2 separate regions of the Homo sapiens genome follow, and region 2 is linked to region 1. Evidence: read pairs that join two places in POLR2A ChIA-PET (ENCODE). Cell type or tissue: OCI-LY7. All regions are shown on one strand. Each heading gives the region's core, and the rest is flanking DNA. Links, peaks and the distances in the headings are about the cores only.

What was found. ChIA-PET counts read pairs that join two places held together with the same protein. Peaks named below come from ENCODE experiments on the same cell type or tissue, not always from the same donor. Only the 100,000 strongest peaks of a DNase experiment are listed, where the experiment ranks them.
Region 2: POLR2A ChIA-PET joins it to region 1 with 6 read pairs; 2 of 35 experiments call an interaction of 5 or more read pairs at or near these places.

What each region holds. Positions count from the first base shown.
Region 1 is chr2:100,245,775-100,248,691 of GRCh38, reverse strand. LINC01104 (long intergenic non-protein coding RNA 1104) reads right to left here. Exons shown (of 3, transcript NR_103730.1): 2 at 1,454-1,580. Among named protein-coding and RNA genes, the nearest start is that of LINC01104, 39 kb to the right of the region's middle. RefSeq lists an enhancer at 653-762. In OCI-LY7, for the core only: CTCF peaks have their summits at 2,133 and 2,333; DNase peaks (open chromatin) are centred at 531, 981, 1,731 and 2,351; H3K4me3 peaks cover 1,588 bases; H3K27ac peaks cover 2,380 bases.
Region 2 is chr2:100,176,941-100,179,857 of GRCh38, reverse strand. No RefSeq gene overlaps it. Among named protein-coding and RNA genes, the nearest start is that of LINC01104, 30 kb to the left of the region's middle. In OCI-LY7, for the core only: CTCF peaks have their summits at 1,428 and 1,641 (motif pointing left); a DNase peak (open chromatin) is centred at 1,567; H3K4me3 peaks cover 391 bases.

The sequences.
Region 1 (2,917 bases), core at 1-2,500:
CTGGCCAACACGGTGAAATCCCATCTCTACTGAAAATACAAAAATTAGCCAGGCGTGTTGATGGGCACCTGTAATCCCAGCTACTCAGGAGGCTGAGTCAGGAGAATAGCTTGAGCATGGAAGGTGGTGGTTGCAGTGAGCTGAGATCCCGCCACTGCACTCCAGCCTGGGCGACAGACTGGGACTGCATCAAAATAAATAAATAAATAAGGATATCTCCAGACAATGGAATATTATTCAGCACTAAAAACAACTGAGGTACCAAGCTATGAAGTGAAATGGAGGAAATGTAAATGCTTCCAATTATGTGGCATTATGGGAAGGACAAAACCATGATGACAGTAAAAAGATCAGTGGTTGCCTGGGATTGGAGGAAAGGACAGATGAACAGGAGGAGCATGGGAAATTTTAGGGCGGGCAAACTATTCTGTTAAAATGGTGGACGCATGTCATTACCTGCTCTCCACACCCATAGAATGTACAACACCAAGAATGAACCCTAATGCTAACACTGGGCTTTGGGTGATGATCATGTGCCCATGGGGGTTCATCAGTTGTCACAAATGGATAACCGATGGGGGATGTGAGTAGTTGGGGAGGCTGTGCATGTGCTTGGGCAGGGGGGACGTGGGAAACCTCTGTACTTTCCTCTCAAGTTTGCTGGAAACAAACACTTCTCTAAAAAAAAAACTGTTTTTTTTAAACTACCATCTTAAACAAAAAGAGGAGGCCCCAGGTAAAAGACCTCAACCCATAATTTTCCACTGAGAAGGGACTTTCTCACTGGTGGAAGGAGGACACACCGGGTCATTATTTGAGTAATCCAGGCAGGAGACCCTGCCTGGATTGAGTAATCCAGGCGTCTGCTTCACCCATGAGACCGCCTCAGGTGAAAATAGCTTTGCGGTTGTTTTTCTTCTTTTCACCCGATGGGTCTTTGGGGGTTTGTGGCATGCCCCACGGAACAATGAACTCTCAGTTCCCCTTTCTCATTCTCCCCAGGGAGCCGAGGTGCCCTGCCGGGAGAGGGGCCACCTGTACCAGGTGTGAGAGGAGTCGCACCTGGACCCAGGCCCTGCATCCTCGTCCTGCCTCTGCATCCAGCATCCCTGCAGGAAGCCCTGTCTGCAGAAGGGCTGAAAAGTAGCCTTGCTGTGAAAGTGCTTGTGTGTCCCTGAAGGGAGAAGCAAGTCACAGTCAGGGCACTGGTTCCTGTCATCCGGTGCAACACAAAGCAGGCCCCAGGACATGGGGTGCAGACGGGAGCACAGACAGGGTGGGTGCTACTGGGGTGCTCAGGCAGCTTGAGGAGGATGGAGATGGCAAACTTTCCTTCATCATTCCAGGGCCACATTTAGGGCCGGAGGACCAGCAGGTCCCCAAAGCCTACAATGCTTCTGGAGGCCAGTGGCGAGCAGTGTCCAGGGACCCCACAGCCACCACTGAGGCCCACCTGCTCATCCCTCAGCTGGGTGTCCACTGGCGGCCACACTTCAGGTCTCCGGGACGCGGAGTTTGGGCTTCTCTCCCGAGCGGAAGTTATCCAAGTGCCCTCGGCATCCCACGGATTTGCTTTGTCTCTGAGGGAAGAATTAAGGAGTGTTAGCATGATATCAGAAAACTGCTAATTATGGTGAAGAGCTAACACGGCAATCTGGGAACTTGTGGAGCTCTAGTTAGTGATGACAGAAGAGGAAAATATTTGACTGTTTTGTGCTGCACCCAGGTTCTCAGGAGGCGGCAAGAGACGAGAGTTGGCGCTGTGCCATGCTCGGAGCCCCTGGTCCTAGAGACGCTGCTTTCCCCGTGGGAGTTCGGAGCAGAGGCAGCAGCTGGGAAGCTCAGGATGGAGTGAGGAAGGAGAGCGACTTGGGGTGCTTGGGTTGCAGAGATCTAACGCCCCAAGAGAGACTAGCTGTGGCCTGTGCCCACCCCAAACTCACACACTGTTGTGCTCACACACGTGTACACACTCACACACATTTCAACACCCGCACGCCCAAGCTCACACACCACACTCACACGCCTTAGTCACACACACATACACACATTAACACACATACACACTCACATTTGCACATACACACACACACAGTTATGCACCACAGACACACACTCCCAAGTTCACACACCACTATCACACACATCTCTTCACACACACACACTCACCTACACACTCTCACACATGGAACACCGACACACTCTCCATTACGCACCTGCCCTCTCTCACACGCACGCACAAACACACACGTTTCAAGCCGAATTAGAGCTCTTTTTTTGGTCCCACAAAGAAAACGGTAACCTCAGCATCTTGGTCTCAACGAGAACTGGGTGCATGATCCCATCCAACCACAAGGGGGAAAATGAGGAAATGGGTCCTCCATGTCCTCAGACACTGGAGAACAGAAGTATACGCCAGCTCTAACGGGCACCACACATGAACAGGAGGGATTGAAACAGAAAAGGGGTTCCTCCTGATGCGTGGCATTGACAGAGCCCAGTTCTGCCTCATGCCAAGCACCATCTCGCCCCTTGATGATGGAAAATGGTTGCATGTCTTGTTTCCTGGCCCCCATCTCTGTCTTGGTACAGAGTAAAGACTTGAGCCTCCCTTCTAAAGACAGGAGTCCCGCTGAGCTGACCCACCAGCTGACAGATGAAGCCATGACATCTGCTGACCAAGTTCCCCAAGACCCCTTGAGACTCAATTTCTGAAGAGGGTCTGCTGGGAATATCCTGTCTCCATGCTCTGCCCCGCTGTTGGGACACCCTCAGCCTCTGTGGAGCCTCTTGGTCTGACAGCGGGGCTGGATGACTGGCCACCTCTTGACTGTGCCAGCACCTCTACTGCCATGTTCTGCCTGGGGGACTGGAGTTCCTTCTAGCCCTGGCAGAGGGGACTACCCCTAGGATCTGT
Region 2 (2,917 bases), core at 145-2,644, 69 kb after region 1:
TCCCCTCAGTGACTGTATTAGGGTTAATTTGGTCATACTCTCTCCTGAAACCTCATACATTATCCATGACTTGTACTCTTCATGAGGGGGAGAAAACAGGAGGAACCACAATTCATTATCAGACACACAGATGCTACAGTCCCCTCTTCTGTACTAGGTCAAGGTCTGAGCTGATGACATTGCTTCCTTCTTCCACCTTTCCCTCTGCCATCACCTTGGACAGACAGATAGGGTGACTCAGATCTTTTCTTTTTTTTTTTTTTTTTGAGACAGAGTCTTGCTCTGTTACCCAGGCTGGAGTGCAGTGGCCCAATCTAGGCTCACTGCAAGCTCCGCCTCCTGCGTTCACGCCATTCTGCCTCAGCCTCCAGAGTAGCTGGGACTACAGCTGCCTGCCACCACGCCCGGCTAATTTTTTGTATTTTTAGTAGAGATGGGATTTCACTGTGTTAGCCAGGATGGTCTTGATCTCCTGACCTTGTGATCCGCTCATCTCAGCCTCCCAAAGTGCTGGGAATACAGGCTTGAGCCACTGCGCCTGGCCGACTCAGATCTTTATTCCTGCAAAATCTTGGTCCTGAGTGGTCCTGCCTTCATCAGGTTGCCAAAGTTTTTTATTTGTCCAGGATTTCTGGCAAGTGAGTGCTAAAAGGCACCCTAGGGAACCCCGTGGTTAGAAACATAGTTCTTCCTTCCTCCATGCTGTAGTGGTCACCCATCTCCCCTTTGGTAATCAGATCAATCTGTGGATTTACTTCAATAATTATAGCGTAATCAGAACCATCACTGTAATCACTGTCACCCTCTGGTTAATATTGTCATCTTGTTATTGTCCAGGAGCCATCTGGCTATTTCAACAGGTAATTAAGTAGAGATGTGACTGGAGTCTCTGCTCTTGCTTATATCAGGTCTTTGACAGCAGCACTCATCTTTGCAAATTCGCAGGAACATGGCACATCTTTGGTTTACTTTCTTAATGATGGGTGCTGGAGAAATTCCAGAGACTTCTACTTGACTCTTCCTACTGTAGTAGTCTTCACTCCACGTCCAGGAACCAATGTTAAGATTGGACCAGTCACTAAGAATATCTATTCCCATTGTAATCCTGATAGCGGGGAAATTAACCACAGGATGGGTTCCCAGTCTCACTAGACTTTCTGTGACATAGTCTAGGGCAAAGACTTTATCTATCCCTTATTTCAAAATGTCTCTACTGTGATGTGTGGCCCACTGCTGCGGCAAAATAGGTGAGTCCCAAAGTTGGGAAGGTTTTTGGCTTCCCCCAGGAAAGAACTTAAGGATAAGCAGGTGATGTTGAACAGTACTGCTCTTCTGGGAGCAGAGTTACCTCATAGGCAATATATCCAGAGTGGTAAGGAAAGCTTTTGGCAAATATATTTATACTCATGTAAACCCACTTTCAATTATATGCAAATTAAGGGGTGGGCCAATGCAAATCAAGGGGCAGGTTATTTAGGGAGGGGGCAGTAACTTCCGGGTTGTTGCCATGGAAAGAGGTAACTTTTGGGTCATTGCGATGGCAATGTAAACTGTCATGGCGCTGGTGGGAGTGTCTTATGTTAATGAGCGTAAGGGCAGCTTAGGGAATCACTTTCATCGCCACCTGCTGGTTTCTGCCAGTTTTTCACTTTATCCCATCTGGACCAGATTCTGTGTCAGTCAGTAGGGTTGTGACCAGAAAACAAGTCCTGCCGGTCTCTTAACCTTACAGTGGCTACTGGTTCTCCAGGGATTAGCACAAGTTCAGAGCCAGGGTCTAATAACGCGTGGAAAGTCTGGGTACCTCAGGACACAGTCTTGAAAAATGGCCTCAGGTCTCTCTGGGGAGGTTTGGAAGATTCTTCACAGGATACTATACCTCTGTGTACATAGTGCTGTATCCTTCTTCAAAAGAACGCAGTCACCCCTTCAATTAAGAAGTTCTTGGCCTGCAATCCCGGCACTTTGGGAGGCCAGGTGGGTGGATCACTTGAGACCAGGAGTTTGAGACCAGCCTGGCCAACATGGTGAAACCCCATCTCTACTAAAAATACAAAAATTAGCCAAGCGTGGTGGCACGTGCCTGTAATCCCAGTTACCTGGGAGGCTGAGGCAGGAGTATCTCTTGAACCCGGGAGGTGGAAGTTGCAGTGAGCCAAGATCGAGCCACTGCACTCCAGCCTTGGCGAGAGAGCGAAACTCTGTCTCAAAAAAAAAAAAAAAAAAAAAAAAAAAGATGTCCTTGAGCTACAAAATGGCTTATGTCTTAGAATTGCATAAGAGACCTTGAATTCCCACTATGTCAACTCAAGTTAGGCTTCTATTAATCAGACCTCGAATTTTTTTTACCTCCATAGATCAAGCAGCACCATCTATTTCATTCTCAGGGACCCCAGGGACCCAGCTCTTATCATACTCACATTAAAGCATTCTGATAACAGCCCGCTGTTGTTTATTGTGATATTTGCACCTGCCTTGTCCCTGAAGGTTAAACAGAATCATCTGGATTCAAAAATGTCAAGTCTCCATTTAGATAAGAAAATTCAATAAATTGCCACACCTACCAATATCTCCAACCTTCAGAAGACACCACCTCAGAGCTGCTATTCAATAACTTTCAATAACTGCCCTGGGCAGTTATAGCACAAGGCCCACTGCCAGCTCCCTTGTTGCCTCGAGGCCCTAAAGAGAGTTCATTCCATTGCAGCCCTCATGCAGGGGCGCAAGGCCTGCTCTGGGAGGTGATATGCCATACCCTCAAAAGAGTTTCAGAACTTTGCTGAGTTTTACTGAAATTCTCAAGGATTGCAGGGCCCACTTCTTTTCCAGCGCACTTCTTATGACCTGGTGATTCTTAGGCACACCAAAGTTTTCAAAGCATTATGAGGGGAGTTTAGCCTCGTTGATTATAGGCCAC